Regions from separate parts of the Homo sapiens genome. Here region 2 is linked to region 1. Evidence: chromatin loops called from intact Hi-C (ENCODE). Cell type or tissue: mammary epithelial cell. All regions are shown on one strand. Each heading gives the region's core, and the rest is flanking DNA. Links, peaks and the distances in the headings are about the cores only.

Region 1 (10,501 bases), core at 4,807-7,306:
AGAAAGAAAGAACAAAATATACACATCTTGTTCCATGAACTATTGACAATTTAGGTCATAGGCAATCATTCTTAGTCTAAATTTTCTTGAAGGAAGAAATAACTTTCTGTCTGGCACTAAGTTTCAACATAATTTAGGTCCCGGACAATTTTTGCTGATTTAATGAAAATTATCAATCCTCCCAGAAAATTGTTCTTAAACGGATGTATAGGTAGATAGGTAAGATGTATAGGTAGGTAGGTAGGTGGGTAGATAGGTAGGTAGGTAGATAGATAGATGATGGATGGATGGGTGGTTGGATATTAGATAGATGTTAGATTGATAGACAACAGACAGACTGCATGCAATTTCTTTTTTTTTAGAGTCACTAATTTTACTTTTTTAAAATGTTAAAAAATCTACTTTTAATTTTTTCGTAAGTTATTGGGGTACAGGTGGTATTTGGTTACTTGAGCAAAGGAGCCACTGGCCACAGAAGTTTCTGGTTGGTGAAGCGACACCCCAAGGATCCCATAACACTTTGGGAAGTATGGCCATTTTTAACAATATTGATTCTTCCTATCCATGAGCATGGAATGTTTTCCCACTTTTTTGTGTCATCTCTGATTTGTTTGAGCATTATTTTGTAGTTCTCCTTGTAGAGATCTTTCACCTCCCTGGTTAGCTATATTCCTAGGTATTTTACTCTTTTTGTGGCAATTGTGAATGGGAATTGCAGTCCTGATTTGGCTTTACTGTTGTTGGTGTATGGGAATGCTAGTGATTTTTGTACATTGTACAAAAAATGTACATTTGTACATTGATTTTATATCCTGCAACTTCGCTGAAGTTGCTTATCAGCTGAAGGAGCTTTTGTGGAGACTGTAGGGTTTTCTAGATACAGGATCATGTCATCTGCAAACAGGGATAGTTTGATGTACTCTCTTTTTATTTAGATGCCCTTTATTTCTTTCTCTTGCTTGATTGCTCTGGCCAGGACTTCCTATACTATGTTGAATAGGAGCAGTGAAAGAGGGCATCCTTATCTTGTACCAGTTTTCAAGGTGAATTCTTCCAGCTTTTGCCCATTCTGTATAATGTTGGCTGTGAGTTTGTCACAGATGGCTCTTGTTATTTTGAAGTATATTTCTTCAATACCTAGTTTATTGAGAGTTTTTAACATGAAGAGGTGTTGAATTTTTCTCAAAAGCCTTTTCTGCATCTACTGAGATAATTATGTGGTTTTTGTCTTTAGTTCTGTTTCTGCAATGAATCACATTTATTGATTTGCATATGTTGAACCAACCTTGCATCCCAGGAATAAAGCCTGCTTGATCATGGTGGATTAGCTTTTCATGTGCTGCTGGATTCAGTTTGCCGGGATTTCTTGAGGATTTTTTGCATTGATGTTCATCAAGGATATTGGCCTGAAGCTTTCTTTTCTTGTTGTGTGTCTGCCAGGTTTTGATATCAGGATGATGCTGGCCTCATAGAATAAGTTAGGGAGGAGTCCCTCCTTCTCAATTTTTTGGAATACTTTCAGTAGGAATGGTACCAGCTCTTCTTTGTACATCTGGTAGAATTCAACTGTGAATCCATCTGGTCTTGGAAATTTTTTGGTTGGTAGGCTATTTATTGCTGATTCAATTTCAGAACTTGTTATTGGTCTATTCAGGGACCGAATCTCTTCCTGGTCCAATCTTGGGAGTGTATATGTCCAAAAATATATCAGTTTCTTGTAGATTTTCTGGTTTATGTGCATAGAGGTGTTGATAATATTCTCTGATGGTTATTATTTCTGTGGGGTTAGTGATAATATCCCCCTTTACATTTCTAATGGTATTTATTCGGATCTTCCCTCTTCTTTTTTAATCTAGCTAGTGTTCTATCTATTTTATTAATTTTTTTCAAAAAACCAACTCTTGGATTTGTTGATCTTTTGTGTGTGTGTGTGTGTGTGTGTGTGTGTGTGTGTGTGTGTGTGTCTCTGTCTCCTTCAGTTCAGTTTTGATTTTGATTATTTCTTGTCTTCTGCCGGCTTTGGGGTTTGTTTGCTCTGGGTTCTCTAGTTCTTTTAGTTGTGATGTTAGGTTGTGAAGCTGAGTTCTGACTCTCTGAAGTGGGCAATTAGTACTATAAATTTCCCTCTTACTCCTGCCTTAGCTGTGTTCCAGAGATTCTGGTATATTGTATCTTTGTTCTCATTGGTTTCAAATAGCTTCTTGATTTCTGCCTCAATTTCATTATTTACCCCAAAGTCATTCAGGGGCAGGTTATTCAATTTCCATGTAATTGTATGGTTTTGAGCAAATTCCTTAGTCTTGATTTCTAATTTGATTGTGCTATGGTCTGAGAGAGTGGTTGTTATGATTTCGGTTCTTTTGTGTTTGCTGAGGAGTGTTTCGTGTCTGATTATGTGGTCGATTTTTCAATGTGTGCCATGTGGTGGTGAGAAGAATGTATATTCTATTGCTTTTGTGTGGAGAGTTCTGCAGATGTCTATCAGGCCCATTTGATCCAGTGCTGAGTTCAGGTCCTGAATATCTTTGTTAATTTTCTGACCTGATGATCTGTCTAATACTGTCAGTGAGGTATTGAAGTTTCCCACTATTATTGTATGGATGTCTAGATCTCTTTGAAGGTCTCAAAGAGCTTGCTCTCTGAATCTGGGTGCTCTTGTGTTGGGTGCATATGTATTTAGGATAGTTAGGCCTTCTTGTTGAATTGAACCCTTTACTATTACATAATACCCTTCTTTGTCTTTTTTTATCTTTGTTGGTTTAAAGTCATCTGAGATTAGGATTGCAACTCCTGCTTTTTTCTGTTTTCCATTTGCTTGGTAGATTTTCCTCCATCCCTTTATTTTGAGCCTGTGGGTGTAATTGCATGTGAGATGGACTGCATGCAGTTTCAAGGGTTCAGGTTCACTGTTTATTTAAACCAAATACTACAGGGTATGATCTCCTGAACTAAGTGGGTGAAGTACACGTTTCCTATGAAACAGCCTTTTTCATTATCTCACAGGGCAATAACTTCTTTAGAGTTTTGATAAATATTTTAGTTCCCCCAGCAAGCATCAGATGATGAGTTAAAGAACATACCATGTTATTTAAAATATGGCATTTGTTTGTCTACATGCTGTTTATTGAGGTTCTTGGAAGCACCTTTTCATTATGTTTATAAACTGGTTACTTGCAAGTGGTTGCTTGCCAGTTTAAACTAGCTTAAGCTGTGGCAAAAAGAGGAATTTATTATCTTTGGTAGGTTCCAAATTAAAAAATAAAGTGAGCAAGAACTAAGATTAGAAGAAATTTATGAGCTTGGATGAAGGTTCCCAGTATTTCTCATTATTTTTATGTTTAATGATGTATAGTTCCTTTTCTGTAAATGATACACTATTCAGAATAATTGTTTTGGGTTGTTTGCTTCCTTCTTATTAATTTATAAATGCTCTTTTTATATGGGAGATACTAACCTTTTGTCTGTTATATGTTTTCCTCGCCTTTGTGTTTGTTTCTCAGTAATGCTGGTGGAGTCTTCTTTTTTGAGATATTTTAAATTTTTATGCAGCAGTGTCTTTTACCACTGCCCTACATCTTCTTTCCACTTTTTGGCTTCCGCTTACGTAAGGAGGCCATCTCCAACTTAAAGTTCTATGAATAGTTCTATATTTTTACTTTCTTTTTAGTCATTTTTATTCACATATAACTTTTTCTATAAGATGTGATGCTGAGTCTAAGTTAATTTTCTTGCTAATGAATGTCCTATTGAATCTGAAATTACTTGTTGACTAGTTTCATCCCTTTTCTTCTAATGTACAATGTTACTTTTCTTATATCTCAGTTTTCCATTATTAGCTTTATCTGTTGATGGACTCTGTTCAATTGATTTATGTGTAATTTTTCTAGGTAGTGTCTGGTTCATTTACAGTAGCTTTGTTTTAAATTTTAATAATAGACAAAAACTTCTCTCCTTATTACACTACATTAAGCTTTACTCGACAATATTTGTGCAGTCAGCTTTAAGAGCTCCCAAGTAATTTTCTAAACCCTCCTCCTAAAAAATAGCAAAATTTAAAAATGGGAATTCAGATGAAATTTTTTTGTAAACATTGTTTGGCTTTGGAAAGCATGAGCATTCTAATGTTTTAATACTTTCTGTCTCAGAGGTTTATCGACTTCTTTTTTTATTAGGTCTAGTTTGCTGTCAACACCCATTTAATTTTACGTAAACATGCTCTTCGAGGCTGAAGCGAATATGACTGATTTTCAGTGTGAAAATAAAACATAAAAACCCCTTCTTGGCTCATGCCTGTAATCGCAGCACTTTGGGTGGCTGAAGCAGGCAGATCACTTGAGGCCAGGAGTTTAAGACCAGCCTGGCTAATATGGTGAAACCCTGTCTCTACTAAAAATACAAAAGTTAGCCGGGCATGGTGGCCTATGCTTGTAGTCTCAGCTACTCGGGAGGCTGAAGTGGGAGAGTCGCTTGAACCCAGGAGGTGGAGGTTGCAGTGAGCCAATATTATGCTACTGCACTCCAGCCTGGGGAGCAGAGCGAGACTCCCTCTCAAACAACAACAACAAAAACAAAACTGTTCTTGGAGTTGTTTCTAAACAGAACTTGTCTCTAGTATTAACGTAGCAGAAATGTATATGATTTTACATTAGTATTAAAGATAAGAATATTCTTGGCCAACAGGAAATGGGTTAAAGCCTTGCAGAGGAGGGAAACAGTGAATTTTGTCATTCACTTAACCAGTTTTCACACACACACAGAGAAAGTCCAGAAGCCTGGCTGGTAAGAAATTCTTACCCTTTTGCTGGCATGCTACGGTTTTGGGTTCTCTTTTTCTGAGCAACTTTGGTGACCTTGCTCCCTGTGGCATAGCTGTGGGGGCCAAGCCACGTTACAAAAGAAAATGATCCCTTTCCATTTCATGGAACCATAGGCAAAAGTCTCTCCTTTTTACAAGAGGCCAACCAGTGGGTTGCATGGGAAAATAAGATATTGAATTAAATGCACAGAAAGAAAACAATTCATTGGGACATAAGTGACACAAACTTTGGTTCCACGTGCTGTCAGTTCTCTCCTTAAAAAGCCAGCACCCAAAGTTGATAGACTCACACACCCAAACAGACAGATGACAGAAAAGTCCACAGGCTTCCCCTCCTCACATGGTGTGGCAAAGAGAAAGTGAAGTGGTGAGGGGTTTTGAATAGAGTTACAGGATTGAGGGCCAGTATGACAGAGAAGGGGAGAGAGAAGGAGAGGAAGAGGGAGGGAAAACGATAGAGGGAGAGAGGGAGGGAGAGGGAGAGGAAAGAAGAAGAAAGGGAAGGAGGGAGAAAGGGAGGGAGAGGGAGAGGAAAGAAGAAGAAAGGGAAGGAGGGAGAAAGGGAGGGAGGGATGGATAGAATTGTTTCTTGGGACTGGAACCCAAACCAACTTAGGCCAGGGAAAAGGTACACTCTGTCCCACTGCCTGCTGAGTTGATCAGATCCAGGTAGTCAACGATTTCAACCTGTCCCTCACAGATATCTGTTCACGTGACCCAAACCACTAAGGATTAGGAGAGGAGAGACAAGGCACCCTAAGTGACAGAAAAGTTAGGAAGTGAAAAGGAGAGAAAGCAAGAAGGGAAGGGAGAAAAGCATTGCCTGCAGGAGGGATGGGGGAGGCAAGGAGGGCTGGCAGGCTGGAGAAAGACTCAACCAGCTTGGCGACACTGAATCAGAAGTTCAGGCAGCTGCTTGTCAGCCGTGAAGGGATCTTGTCCAGCAGTCCCATCAGCTCACAAGTCTCCCCCTCAGGGAGAGAAAGGCTCCCCACATCCCATTGTTGGGAATGGGTGCTCGGTGTCACAAAAATCAACACTGAGACAAAGGATCTCTCAGCAAGGCTAGTTTACTTTCTGCAGAAAGAGGGCCGCTTGCTAGCAGTCTTGCCATGAGAGCACACACGAACAAAGGAGACAGGGTCATTTATAACCTGATATGCCACCCTACTGCTGTGTCTGGCTTCCGTTGGCTGGAATGGGACCTCACATTCTGTACTTGACCTGATTGGCTAGCAACTTAGAACTTCCCCAAAGAGGCAAAGGCAGAGGAGAACAAAGGAAGACAGGAAGTAACTTGTGGAATGCTGAGAGAGGCAAAAGCACTTCCAAATAAGGAAGAGGAATAGGCTATGACCTAATGCTTGCTTGGGCCTGTTCAGGCATGCCAGGGCAAATATCTAGGCTAAAATGCGGTAGCTAAGAACGCAGAGTATATTGATTTCTTTATTATGGCTAGCAGATATTTAAGAATATTAGCACAGGTCTTTGAGTAAATTTTGCTTCTAAGAGAGGTTACTATCTATTCTCAATTAGACTGGGAGGAAAGTCCCTCTGAAGAGGAACCTCTACTTATTTTATTTTCTACACCATGATCCCAGGCAAGCCCCTAAATAATACATTACTGGTCTTGGGTTCTTGGGCTCTCAATGCAATAGAAACTGACATGAGGTCAAAATAGTTTTCCCAGACAAAACTTCATTGGAGATTATTCCTGGAAATAAGAGAGGCAGCACAAAAGAGAAAGAATTCCCTGATGACTCCCTGAAAAGAGCTGGTAGGGCTTTTTTTATTAGGCAAAGTGTGGGAATTGACATCAGGGGTAGGGTATGCAGGCTGGGCTGGGCAAAGCAGGAGAGGTATACGGTATGCAGGTCAGCAGTATCTGCTTAGGATGGTTTTCTTGAGGAAGAGACCACCTGGTGGTCTGGCCTGTGGCAGCAAGGCTGTGAATCAGTTGTTCAACATTCTTTCTGGAATCTTGGTTGTCTCCTAAGACCAGTTCTTGGGATTCTTTAAGTAAAAGGACTATTAGCAATGAGGTAGTGGCGTGGGTTTTGTGATCAGCAGGAATGTTGTAGTACAGCAGTCCCTAACCTTTTTGGCTCCAGGGACTGGTTTCCCAAGGAAGACAGTTTTTCCATGGACAAAGGAGGAGGGGGATAGTTTCAGGATGATTCAAGCACATTACATTAATTGTGGACTTTATGTCTATTATTGTTACATTGTAATATATAATGAAATAATATACATTATATATTACATATGCAACTCACCATACTGTAGAATCAGTGGGAGCCCTGAGCTTGTTCTTCTGCAGCTAGATGGTCTCATCTGGGAGTGACAGGAGACAGTGACAGATCATCAGACATTAGATTCTCATATTAGATAAGGAGTATTAGATTAGATAAGGAGTGTGCAACCTAAATACTTCACATGCACAGTTCACAATAGGGTTCATGCTCTTATGAGAATCTAATGCTCCTACTGATCTGACAGGAGGCTATGCTTAGGCAATAAGGTGAGTGATGGGGAGCAGCTGTAAATACAGATGAAGCTCCACCCACTAAGTCACTGCTTACTGCCTGCTATGCAGCCCAGTTCCTAAAAGCAGACACACTGGTACCAGTCCATGGCCTGTGGGTTGGGGACCCCTGCTCTAGTAGGGGTGAGATGAAGCCAAGCCCTGACTCTTCTCTGTCTCAAGGAGAGCCCTAGGTGCATAATACTGAGAAGAGGAGCAGCTCTGTAATTGCAGTTTTAGGCACAAGGAAGCATCATTGGGCATCCTGATTATCTCTTTAATGAATATTCACTGTCACTATCTTGATAATATCTGTAGGTATCATTTACAAAATTTTCTTAACTACTATCTTGAAATAATTTTAAACTTACAAAAAAGTTGTACAGTTGGTTTCTTTCTTTCACACAGATTCTCATAATGTTAACATCTTAAATGATCTTAATACAATTATTGAAAGCAAGAAATGAATATTGACTAACACTATTAATGAATCTACAGGCTTTATTTTAATTTTATCAGTTGTCCCCTCATGTCCACTTCCTGCTCCAGGATCCAATCCAGAATCCCACATTGCTTTTGATGATCATGTCTCCTTTGTGCCCTCCCAACTGGGATAGTGCTTTGTGTTTTCTTAGAGTCTGTATTTCTCTATTTGGTATCCATTAACTACAGGGTTTAACTCATGGTCAGAGTTGTTTGCATCTCCCCCGAGAGCCAGAACCCCTGCTCTGAACCATCCGAACCATCCCCTTTAGTGTAGGGGAGAGAAGAGGGTTAGATAAAAGGTTTCAGTCACTTCCTACAGGAACCTCACTGAAGTAGGACACAAGTTCGTGAGACCTTTGATCTGAGGTCCTTCAGTGAGGGAGGTAGGACCTCACTGATGCAAGAAACATGCTGGAGGAATAGCAAGTTGACCTCCATTCCAGTCTTCTGTGGCTGTGTAGATCTAGAACTAATTTCCACCTCAAAGGGAAGACTTTCCTGGACAGGCTTGCAGCCCTGAGTGGAAACATCCCACTGCCTTTGACTCCTGACTCCGTATCTCTTTTCCAGTAACAGTTGTGTAAATGTTTATTAGCTGACAATTATCTAACAATTCTTGGCTTCCAGACTTCACCCATGTCAACATTTTTCAAAGTGTGGCAGCAAACACTTTCTTTTCTTTAAGGATTCTGAATACAGGCCCTCAGTCTTTTCTGGCTTGTAGGGTTTCTGTTGAAAGGTCCACTGTTAGCCTAATGGGATTCCCTTTCCAGGAGACCTTCCCCTACTTTCTAGCTGCATTTAATATTTTTTCTTTATATTGACCTTGGAGAATCTGATGACTGTGTCTTGGGGATGGTCCTCATGTATAGTATCTCAGAGGAGTTATCTGAATTTCCCAGATTTGGATGTCAACCTCTCTAGCAAAGTTGGGGAAAGTTTCATGGACAGCATCCTCAAATGTGTTTTCCAGGTTGCTTGCCCTCTCTCCCTCTCCTTCAGGGATGCCAATATGTGGTAGGTTTGGTCTCTTTATATAGTCCCAGATTTCTTGGTGGTTTCATTCTTTTTTTAAGAAAATATTATGTCATGAAAAAACTCATCAATTAACTAGATTCATACTTGTTTGAACAAGAATTGAAAATCTATTAAATAGGCAGAATGTGGGCATCTTGTTCCACATGGGAATGAAAAGATGCTATAGGTTCTTTAAGAATTGCACAGTGTAAAAAAATAACAAGAAAGGAGAAGGAAAGGGGAAAAAATCACATGATATTGGGAGCCATCTCACATTATGAATAATCTACCAATAAACATGTAAAAAATAATACTCTTTGTTTCTGCAGTAGCTTTGAGTTTATAGTTCTTGGAATGACTGTATTCCATTGAAGACATCTCAGTAACAGGAGGCTGTTTTAGCAATCCCATGTGCAGATATTAATAAAAAAATATATAAAATAATGCAATTCATCTCTTGCCATCACCCCAGAAATCATGACATTTCTGAGAACTGTTTTGCTTGAAAATGGGTTAAGCTGTAAGTTTCGGCTGAAGCTCTGTCTCTCCAACCCGTTTGAGTGCAACATTCACTAGAAGCTGAAATCCACTAAAGTCCTGGTTGAGATCCATTGGAGTAGGGGGAGGAGTGTTGAAAAGACTACTCTGTGTATTGGTACTTGGTCTAGATTTACACATGTCCTCTGGGCACATGAGAGAGGTGTCTGTAAAGTTGTTGGCTGCTACCTGCTGTATATCTGTGTTTTGTCCCACACCAACTGACTGGCAGAGAAAGGGACATCTTTCAATGCAGTCACAGTGGCATGGCAGATCACTGATGGACGAGCCAAAACTGATCCTGGGGAAGACGGCTTAGGAGACAATGGCCTCCCTAGGGTTGGGTTTGGCCCAGATGTACAGGAATGAAATGGGGTCTCCTCTAGAGCTGGCATGAAGTTTTTGATGCCCATCACAAACTTCACAGAGCTTGTTTCAGAAATCTTGGGCCCACGGCAGGTAATTGTGAACTGATTTGGATCTTTGCCATCCTTTCTCAGCATGTCAGGATGCGTACACCACATGCAATATTATCTCCTTCGTAGGCTCATTTATCTGAGAAGCTTGTGGCGGGCGTTGATGAACCAGTTACAGACCTGTAGTGTAGACAGATATGTTTGCTGGGACAACAGTGCTTTTTCTTGCTCGGAAGGATGGACATTGTAATGGTGCTCATACAGCCAATCTTGAAGAATCTGCACAGACTCCTTGGGCAGGTTGCCCCTTCTCCTTCTCTTGCCTGAGCCAGAGGATGAAGGAAGGTCCAAGGGAATGTCCATGGAATCGTCATCCTCCGTCTCACTGCCAGATGCTGCAACAATACCTTTCATTGTTTCCATGAGTCAGTGCAGAGGAGCAGGACCCTGCGTGACCCAGGATGGGGACACCTATGCGGCCAGTGTGGCCCAGCCTTGGTCCCCGGCTTCAGGGAGAGGGTTTTCTTCATTTTAAAAAATGCTTTTTTAAATTTTTGTCTGACTGAGTTGATTCAAAGAACCAGTCTTTGAGCTCTGAGATCCTTTCCTCAGCTTGGTCTATTCTGTTGTGAATACTTCTGATTATATTATGAAGTTCTTGTAGTCAGTTTTTCACCTCTGTGAGATCTATTTGGTCCTTTCTTA
Region 2 (10,501 bases), core at 4,923-7,422, 52 kb after region 1:
TAAACCTCTTTAAATATTTTACAGAGTTTGGTTTTTTCATCAACACAGTGAGTAGAGCAGAGAGAAGAGGCAGAGAGAGAAGACCAGGGTGGGAGAGACGAGGATAGGTGAGGAGAGGAGGAGAAAGAGGCAGGGCTGCAGGGGTCCGGGCAGATCTGGTTGTGGGGTGGGGGGTCTGTGAGAGGCAGGGATGCAGGGGTCTGGGCAGAACTAGTTGTGGGGTGCAGAGTCTGTGAGAGGCAGGACTGCAGGGTGAGCTCTGAGCAGAGCTGGTCATGGGGTGGGGAGTCTGTGAGAGGCAGGGGTGCAGGAGTCTGAGCAGAGCTGGTTGTGGGGTGCGGGGTCTGTGAGAGGCAGGGCTGCAGAGGTGCAGGTGTCTGAGCAGAGCTGGTCATAGGGTGGGGGGGGTCTGTGAGAGGCAGGGGTGCAGGAGTCTGAGCAGAGCTGGTTGTGGTGTGCAGGGTCTGTGAGAGGCAGGGGTTTGCAGGAGGGGAAGGATCTGAGCAGCCTGACTTGGGCTCGGGTGGGGTCCTCCTTACTTGACGTGCAGCTGCTGGTCTCCACTCTGCTCAGTCAGGCTTCACATCGGGTCTGATGAATCCGAGCACAGCAGGAAAGAGGGTAGAATGGAAGAGCATTTATGAGGATGGGTGGATCGTTTACTGAACAGTGGCATCTCAGGACAAACATTGCTGTTGGGCTGGGCTCAGTGGCTCATGCCTATAATCCCAGCCCTTTGGGAGGCCACGAGGGGAGGTCAGGAGTTCAAGACCAGCTTGACCAACGTGATGAAACTCCATCTCTGCTGAAAACACAAAAATTAGCCGGGAGTGTTGGTGCATGCCTGTAATCCCACCTACTCGGGGGGCTGAGGCATAAGAATTGCTTGATCCCGGGAGGTGGAGGTTGCAGTGAGCTGAGATTGTGCCACTGCACTCCAGCCTGGGCGACAGAGTGAGACTCTGTCTCAAAAAAAGCAAAAACAAAAAAACATTGCTATTGGTTGGGGGTGGCAGAGATTATAGAGATTCCCCCAGGGTTTTCCCTCTTGTTGGTAACACCTCACCATCTCTCCAGAAGACAAATACACGCATCTGTGATGTATATATTCATATATGAGAAACAGGAATGCTGCAATGGAGTTTCGTATTCAGACTAGCCCTAACTCCATCTTGATTGAGAGCCAAGAAAACACCTGCTTTACTGAGGCACTGGTATTTTGATGATATTTTTCTTTTTTTTTTTTTTCTGAGACAGAGTCTCCCTCTGTTGCGCAGGCTGGAGTGCAGTGGCACGATCTCAGCTCACTGCAACCTCCACCTCCCGAGTTCAAGCAATTCTCCTGCCACAGCCTCACGAGTAGCTGGAACTACAGGCACCTGCCACTATACTCGGCTAATTTTTGTGTTTTTAGTAGAGACAGGGTTTCTCCATATTGACCAGGCTGGTCTCGAACTCCTGACCTTGTGATCCGCCTGCCTTGGCCTCCCAAAGTGCTGAGATTACAAGCGTGAGCCACCGCGCCCAGCAGTATTTTGATAATTTTAAAATAGCCTTTTATATTTACTACATTTGTATTAGTCAAGGTTCTCTAGAGGACACAACTAATAGGATATATGTATATATGAAAGGGAGTTTATTAAGGAGAATTGACTCACATGACTGTAAGGTGAAGTCCCACAATAGGCATCTGCAAGCTGAGGAGCAAGGAAGCCAGCAGTGGCTCAGTCTGAGTCCCAAAACCTGAAAAATATGACAGTGAAGCTGACGGTGCAGGCTTCAGTCTGTGGCGGAAGCCCTGAGAGCACCTGGCAAACCACTGGTGTAAGTCCAAGGGTCCAAAAGTCAAAGAACCTGAAGTCTTGATGTTCAAGAGCAGGGAAGCATCCAGCACAGAAGAAAGATGAAGGCCTGGACGACTCAGCAAGTTGACTCATTCCGTTTTCTTTGGCCTACTTTTCCTAGCTGGGCTGGCAGCCGATTGGATGGTGCCCCCCCAGATTGAGGGTGGGTCTGCTGCTCCCAGTGCACTGACTCAGATGTGAATCTCCTCTGGCAATGCCCTCTCAGACACACCTAGCAACAATATTTTGCATTCTTGTATTCAATCAAGTTGATACTTAATATTTGCCATCCCAACATTGAAACCTCCTTTGCAGAATTATAAGTAAGGAGAGAAATCAAACATGACTGACTCCATCTTGCTTCCAGCCTCACTGCTACATTTGGTTGTGTGTTGTGTGTTTTCTGTTTTATTTATTTATTTATTTATTTATTTCTTATTCCAGCACAGAGACCAAGATAACTATGAGAGGAATTTAACTTATAGTTCAACTTGCAGACAAGGGAAACTGACCCTCCTTCTTGTCCAGAGATTGAAGCCACATTCATAAGGTGAGTTTAAAATTATGGAAGGGGACTTGAATTTTGCTAAAGAATAGGCGTGGTCAAACAATGACCTGCCATCACTTAACTTGTTTTTCTATAAGTTGCTTCCTGCCCCAGAGTCACATAACAGGGGGTTGCAAGATTTATAACTTCCCCAACTACCTCTGTAGATCACATCACTATTGTGAAACCTAAAGCACTGATCTTTGAGAGAGTTTTCAGATTTAGCACTTCGGCAGACCCAGGGCTGCCGCCTGGTCCTGACACTCCCTCCCAGGAACTGACTCAGCTGCGTAAAGACAGCTTTAGACGTCCCTGTGATGTCATCAACTGTTTCAGTTTCCCAGCTCCCTGCCTGTCAAAGGATCCTTAAAAAGCCCTGGCCCCCAAATTCTTGGAGAGACGGGTTTGAGGAGTTTCTCTCTGTTTTCCTTGCTTGGCTAGCCATGAAATAACAAAAGTCTTTGCAACAATACTGGTTGTTCTCAGTATATTTGGCTCTCTGGGCAGTGGGCAAGGTGAACTTGTAGGATTGTTACAACCTGATTACCTTCCCAGTACCTCTCCTTTCTCCCTCCAGATCTGGTCTCCAGTCAGACATCATTTTCTTTCATTAGGAAGAACTTTCTTTTTAGCATCTCCTATAATACATGTTCACTGGCAACAATTTCCCTGAACTTTTGTGTGCATAAAAATATACTCATTTTATATCATTATTTTTGAATGGTATTTTCAGTGGATAAAGAATTCTGGACCAGGCGCAGTGGCTCACACCTGTAATCCCAACACTTTGAGAGGCCGAGGTGGGCAGATCACAAGGTCAGGAGTTCGAGATGAGCCTGGCCAACATAGTGAAACCCCGTCTCTACTAAAAATACAAAAATTAGCCGGGCTTGGTGGTGCATGCCTGTAGTCCCAGCTACCAGGAAGCCTGTGGCAGGAGAATTGCTTGAACCTGGAAGGCAGAGGTTGTGGTGAGCCAAGATCGCACCACTGCACTCCAGCCTGGGCAACAGAGAAAGACTTTGCCTAAAAAAAAAAAAAAAAAAAAAAAAATTCTGGATGCCCAGAACATTTTTTCTCTCACAATTTGCTTGTGTTTTTTTAGTGCATTCTTAATTACTGTTTATATTGAGATCTTAACATAATTTCTATTTGCTAAAAGAAAACTTGAGCCAAGTACAAGAAAAAACTTATAATGTCACAGGCATAGCTTAAGTCCTTTTTTGTTAGCTGAGTTGATTGAGGCATAATGTACATACAGTAAACTCCATCCGTTCCGTGCACTGAACTTGTTGTGTGAGTTGGAGATTGGATCCTTTCTTTCTCGATGCACGTGTCAGCCACGGTGTTGCATGTGTCAGATCGTCCCTTTTCATTGCCGAGCAGGACTTTGCTGATGACTGTACTGCCGTTAGTTTCTCCATCCACCTGCTGAAGGACATTGGGTCAGTGTGGCCCTGCCTTTCCCTGCCTCCTCTCCCTACACTCCTGCCCTCTGTCTTGTGGTTTCTCCCCATCTCTCCTGCCTCTCTCTGTCATCTCTCTTGTCTCTCCTCACATTCTCTAGTCTCTCCTCACCTCACCCCTTTCTCCCTTTCTCCTCATACTCTTCTCAATGCTTCCCACTTCTCCCCATCTCTCCCAGACTGTATTACTCCATTCTCACACTGCTATAAAGCTACTGCCTGAGATTGGGTAATTTATAAACAAAAGAGATTAATTGACTCACAGTTCCATGTGGCTGGGGAGGCCTCGGGAAACTCGACTTCAATTATCATGGTGGAAAGCAAAGGGGGAAGCAAAGGCATGTCGTACATGGCAGCAGGAGAGCAAGACGGGGGACGTGCCACATTTTTAAACCATCAGATCTCATGAGAATTCACTCACTATCATGAGAACAGCATGAAGGAACCACCCCCATCATCCAATCACCTCCCACCAGGTCCTTCTCCTGACATGTAGGATTACAATTCGAGATGAGATTTGAGTGGGGACACAGAGCCAAAGCATATCACAGACTCTCCCAGTTTCCATTCTCTCTCCCTCTTTCTCCAGCCTTCTCTCCCTCTCTCATTTCTTCCCTCCCAGCCACTCTTTCTTCTCTCTCCCAGGCTGGGCCTCAGCCTACCCCTCCCAGTCTCTCCTGATTCCTCTTCTGTCTCCCAGTCTCTCCCCTACTCTGTCTCTCCTTTCTGCAGACTTTTTTTTTTTTTTTTTAGATGGAGTCTCACTCTGTCACCCAGGCTGCAGTACAATGGGGTGATCTCTGCTCACTGCAACCTCCACCTCCTGGGTTCAAGCAATTCTCCTGTCTCAGCCTTCCGAGTAGCTGGGATTACAGGTGCCTGACACCATGCCTGGCTAATTTTTGTATTTTTAGTAGAGATGAAGTTTCATGATGTTGGCCAGGCTGGTCTTGAACTCCTGACCTCAGATGATCTGCCTGCCTCGGCCTTCCAAAGTGCTGGGATTACAAGCATGAGCCACCACGCCCAGCCTTGCAGACTCTTGTCACAGGTTTCTCCTTGTCTTTCGCTTCTCTACTAATTCCTCAGTCCCATCACTCCCATGCTTCTCTAATTTCTCCAGCCTTCTAGGTTTTCAGCATTTTTTCCCCTTCTAGTTGCATCGGTTTTTGCCCCCAAAATTGGTTATTTCCTTTTTGAGTTCCTATTTGATTTAAGGGATATCTGTCAGCATATTTCTTAACTTTCCAGTGATGATGGAGATCACGTTTTCTCATTATTTAATTCTAATTTTATTGGACACACTTCTAATTTTGTTCTGGTAAGGTTTTCATTGCATTCAACACATGTATAATTTTGCTTGTGGGTCATAATCAACCACAAAATGCATGGTGTCTACTTGGGTAGTTCAAAATTATATGTGCCTCTCTCTTTCTTTCAATGTCACTGCTTTCCTTTTTCTTTTTTTTTTCTTTTTTAATTATACTTTAAGTTCTGAGGTACATGTGCAGAATGTGCAGGTTTGTTACATAAGTATACATGTGCCATGGTGGTTTCCTGCACCCATCAACCCGTCATCTACATTAGGTATTTCTCCTAATGCTATCCCTCCCCCAGTCCCCCACCCCCGACAGGCTCCGGTGTGTGATGTTCCCCTCCTTGTGTTCATGTGTTGTCATTGTTCAACTCCCACTTATGAGTGAGAACATGCAGTGTTTAGTTTTCTGTTCTTCTGTTAGTTTGCTGAGAATGATGGTTTCCAGCTTCATCCATGTCCCTGCAAAGCCTTTTTTTATGGCTACATAGTATTCCATGGTATGTATGTGCCACATTTTCTTTATCCAGTCCATCACTGATGGGCATTTGGGTTGGTTCCAAGTCTTTGCTATTGTGAACAGTGCCACAATAAACATACATGTGCATGTGTGTTTATAGTAGAATGATTTATAATCCTTTGGGTATATACCCAGTAATGGGATTGCTGGGTCAAATAGTATTTCTAGTTCTAGATCCTTGAGGAATCGCCACATTGTCTTCCACAATGGGTGAACTAATTTATACTCCCACCAACAGTGTAAAAGCATTCCTATTTCTCCACATCTTCTGTTGTTTCCTGACTTTTTAATGATTGCCGTTCTAGCTGGCGTCAGATGGTATCTCATTGTGGTTTTGATTTGCATTTCTCTGATGACTAGTGATGATGAGCATTTTTCCATGTGTCTGTTGGCTGCATAAATGTCTTCTTTTGAGAAGTGTCTGTACATGTCCTTTGCCTACTTTTTGATGGGGTTTTTGGTTTTTTTTCTTGTAAATTTGTTTAAGTTCTTTGTAGATTCTGGATATTAGCTCTTTGTCAGATGGATAGATTGCAAAATTTTTCTCCCACTCTGTAGGTTGTCTGTTCACTCTGCTGATAGTTTCTTCCTTTTTTCTACCCCCCTCCCTCTCAGTTCCTCTCTTCTTCTCTGGGCAGCTGCTCCTCTCTCTGCCTGCCAGCTCAGTTTCCTTGTGTCTACTACCCTTCCTTAGGGTGGGCCATGCCTCCAGTCCAGCCTGGGGAAGGGCCACTGTGGGTGCTCAGAATCAGAGACATGGGGAGGAGGCAATGATGGGGAGATTTAGGCACCCGCCTTCACTCCTGCTCCCTTAGAAAATCCAGATAGCAGCTGCCAAGTCAAGGAACCTGGGCTCTTCCCTCTACTGGATAAAGGTGGGGGCTCTAGAGTGGTGTGGGAGTCTAGCAGTCACACAGCGTGGTCAGAGCCAATACTGGGCACCTCTCTTTCTAAAAGTTGGATGTGAGGAGACCTGGTCCTTAATTTCTTCTGAAGAGAAGCCTGTTTATTCCTAGAGCTTTGAAAATACCGGACCTGGTTAATACACCCAGTCTATACAGTGAGCTTGGATCATTGAGGTCGTTTTATTATTATTGTTGTTATTATTACTGATGTTTATTGTTGTTATAACCTTGACTAAAGTTTATCCATGAAATGGGTTTGATTTACTGAAGTTGTCGACAGAGGGTCCCCTACACACACCTCGCACCCCGGCCTCCCAAGGTCATGTACATGCCAGGCAGGCAGTCCTATGAGCCCCGGGAAATTTTTAAGACTCCCTCTGAAGGAAGGGACAGATCAGTGATGGCCTGAGAGGGCTATGGTGGGCGTCATCGGCCCGGCCTCCGTCCCATCTGGTGCTGGGTAGTCTTTATGAGACTCTAGGAAAATTTCCTAATCGTTCTCCAGGTCTCGGGAACCTCCTGTTCCAGCCAGGAAGTCTCGAGGTGAGTGTGTCCTTTGCTTGGCAGGGCCCAGTGATCACAGGAGGCTCGCCCCAAATTTCCCCAAGACTCCCTACTGGGGCCGGGCTGATTGCGTGCCGGCAGCCCTGGGTGAAGAAACTCCGTCCAAGGGGCACCAGGAAACGGCCGTGGATCAGGCCGCAGGCAGGGCACCCCCGCCGACCTGAAGACCCAGATCAGACCTGGTGCCGTCCATGCCACTTGTCGGGCGCCACCTGGCAGTCACTTTTAGAGGGTTTTCTCTGGCGCTCCGGAGAATTTTGGATGGGATATTACCCAGCTGCGGTGTCCACAGAAGCGTTCCAGGACCCTGGCAGCGGTGGCAGGCTCTTATCGGTGTTGACCCCATGCTATTGTGGAATAAATTCCTTGACCTTGTTCCTGCAGGGAAAGAGTGCTATGGCCTGGATATGGTCCCACATGGAGGCTGCTTATCAGATTCACTGTCCACAAGTTTATCAAAGCCCAGCTGATAAAATGAACATCACATCCCGTTTCTCCTAGTCACTTGTCCTCCTTCCCCAGGAAACCTCTATCCAGTTGATAGTCTGGCCTTCCAGAAGATATTACAAGAAGGAAGGCTTTTCAGCACAGCATAGATTTGATGGCTGCAGGGACAGATATGGGGTGTTAATTAGCAAATTAGGCGTCTCTTTTCTACCCTTCCCTAAAGTGTACAATTGAAAAACACTGAAGTCCGCTGCTACGTGTCAGGCATTGTTTAGGGGCACAGGGAGTCCCTGGCTAACAGGAAAGACAAGATGCCTGCTCTCTTAACGAGCCTGCTCTTCAGTGTGAAAGAAAAAAATAACCTAAGTTTATTTAAGCTTTGCTCTCAGATCACACGATTATAAAACAGGAGGAACCTGGTAGATAGTGTAAAGTATTTCACAGTGGGGAGACATTAGAAAGGGGGGTTTCCTAAGGATGAGCACTTGCTTATAGGGAGACCAGACCTGGCTTTTCTTTAGCACTTGAAAGATGTCAGACCTGCTGGTGGTTGGACCCAGTCGATGCTGCTGGTATGTGCTACCTGATCAGAGATGGTGAGCATTAACCCGTTTAAACCTGAGGTTGTGCTGCTGGTGTGTGCTACCTGATCAGAGATGGTGAGCATTAACCCGTTTAAACCTGAGGTTGTGCTGCTGGTGTGTGCTACCTGATCAGAGATGGTGAGCATTTACCCATTTATACCTGAGGTTGTGCTGCTGGTGTGTGCTACCTGATCAGAGACGGTGAGCATTAACCCGTTTAAACCTGAGGTTGTGCTGCTGGTGTGTGCTACCTGATCAGAGACGGTGAGCATTAACCCATTTAAACCTGAGATTGTGCTGCTGGTGTGTGCTACCTGATCAGAGACGGTAAGCATTAACCCGTTTAAACCTGAGGTTGTGCTGCTGGTGTGTGCTACCTGATCAGAGATGGTGAGCATTAACCCGTTTAAACCTGAGGTTGTGCTGCTGGTGTGTGCTACCTGATCAGAGATGGTGAGCATTAACCCGTTTAAACCTGAGGTTGTGCTGCTGGTGTGTGCTACCTGATCAGAGATGGTGAGCATTAACCCGTTTAAGCCTGAGGTTGTGCTGCTGGTGTGTGCTACCTGATCAGAGACGGTGAGCATTAACCCATTTATACCTGAGGTTGTGCTGCTGGTGCTACCTGATCAGAGATGGTGAGCATTAACCCGTTTAAACCTGAGGTTGTGCTGCTGGTGTGTGCTACGTGCTACCTGATCAGAGATGGTGAGCATTAACCCGTTTAAACCTGAGGTTGTGCTGCTGGTGTGTGCTACCTGATCAGAGACGGTGAGCATTAACCCATTTATACCTGAGATCGTGTTGCTGGTGTGTGCTACTTGATCAGAGACGGTGAGCATTAACCCATTTGTATCTGAGGTTACAGTTTTTAAATTTGAAAAATCGGACCTTGGTGATGACCTTGAGCAATAGGATATAAATAATTCCCACATTCTTAGCATTCCAATAATGGAACACTAGGCATAAATGGGGTTAATGCTTTCTTGAATAATTTATGAGAGTCTCCAAAAGTTCCAGTTTCACCCTCCCCCAATACCTATTTCTCCCTATCTTTACCTGTTCCAGATCGGTCCTTGGTCCAGCCCCCAGAAAGGCAGGTAACCCCAGGGCATCTTGTGCATGTCAGGGTTAGTGGGGGGCCCAGTGTGTGTACTGTAGACACCCATTTATTTGTTTTGTGGTGGAGCAGTTCATCATGAATCTTGCTGTTTGCACATGATCAGCTAAGTGAAAGGTCCATCCCCAGCCACCGTGACGCTCATTCCTGTGACCGCCCCCCCCACTCTCCTCTATATTGCCTTTGTGATTATAATTTGTGTGGACCAACTCCCATGCAGGATAATTTTGGACTATCAACATAAAGCAGCACAGCCTTGATAATGGGTGATCAGAAGCTCAGTGTGTTCCTCTCTCTATACTGAGGCTTACAATAGACCTCCTGGGTCTTTGTGAACCCATAGTGTTCCCCGTGGGTTCTGTGTTCCATGACCAATGGTTTTCAGATGCTCAGTGTCCTTCCTGGTTGTTGGGGACCCATACCCAGCTGGCCCCTATGGCCATCTGACAGCACTTCAGATGTATGGCTGGTGGGAGGCACCTCACTCCTTGTTTGTCCTCTGATGCCCACATATTTCCTACCCTTGCCTGACAGCTCATTTGCCTCCCAGCATATGGCCAGAGGCACACCTTTAGCAACTCGGACAGAGCCCCCATTCATCCTGGGGCAGGTGGCCAGCTCTTTGTGGGAGCATGGCAGGCAACTGCGAAGTCTTCCACAGTGGGATAGAGAGTCCTGGGATGTAGGGACCAGCCCTACAGGGTCTGTGGGTTTTTCTCCCCATGTGCGGAGACGAGAGATCATAGAAATAAAGACACAAGACCAAGAGATAAAAGAAAAAACAGCTGGGCCCGGGGAACCACTACCACCAAGACACAGTGACCAGTAGTGGCCCCGAATGCCAGGCTGCGCTGTTATTTATTGGATACAAGACAAGGGGGCAGGGTGAGCAGTGTGAGCCATCTCCAATGATAGGTAAGGTCATGTGGGTCATGTATCCACTGGACAGGCGGCCCTTCCCTGTTTGGCAGCTGAGGTGGAGAGAAAGGAGACAGCTTATGCCTTTATTTTTGCATTTCAGAGACTTTTAGTACTTTCACTAATTCTGCTACTACCTAGAAGGCAGAGCCAGGTGTACAGGATGGAACATGTAAGCGGACCAGGAGCGTGACTGCTCTGAAGCACAGCATCACAGGGAGACAGGCCTCTGGATAACTGCGGGCAGGCCTGACGGATGTCAGGCCCTCCA

What was found. Peaks named below come from ENCODE experiments on the same cell type or tissue, not always from the same donor. Only the 100,000 strongest peaks of a DNase experiment are listed, where the experiment ranks them.
Region 2: it touches region 1 in a loop (5-fold over the local background); 6 of 110 quality-filtered maps call a loop at or near these places.

Annotation. Positions count from the first base shown.
Region 1 is chr19:46,127,389-46,137,889 of GRCh38, forward strand. It overlaps a transcript of IGFL2 not described here and the pseudogene TGIF1P1. Among named protein-coding and RNA genes, the nearest start is that of IGFL3, 8.0 kb to the left of the region's middle. RefSeq lists enhancers at 5,420-6,251, 6,252-7,083, 7,084-7,914. In mammary epithelial cell, for the core only: no CTCF peak of the experiment used is centred there; a DNase peak (open chromatin) is centred at 6,113; H3K4me3 peaks cover 879 bases; H3K27ac peaks cover 2,026 bases.
Region 2 is chr19:46,178,947-46,189,447 of GRCh38, forward strand. It overlaps IGFL2-AS1 (IGFL2 antisense RNA 1), which reads right to left. Exons shown (of 3, transcript NR_135234.1): 3 at 10,083-10,501. It overlaps LOC105372424 (a long non-coding RNA gene), which reads right to left and starts at 1,933. Exons shown (of 6, transcript NR_187895.1): 1 at 1,855-1,933; 2 at 1,659-1,743; 3 at 540-591. It also overlaps a transcript of IGFL2 not described here. In mammary epithelial cell, for the core only: no CTCF peak of the experiment used is centred there; DNase peaks (open chromatin) are centred at 6,015 and 6,399; H3K27ac peaks cover 1,552 bases.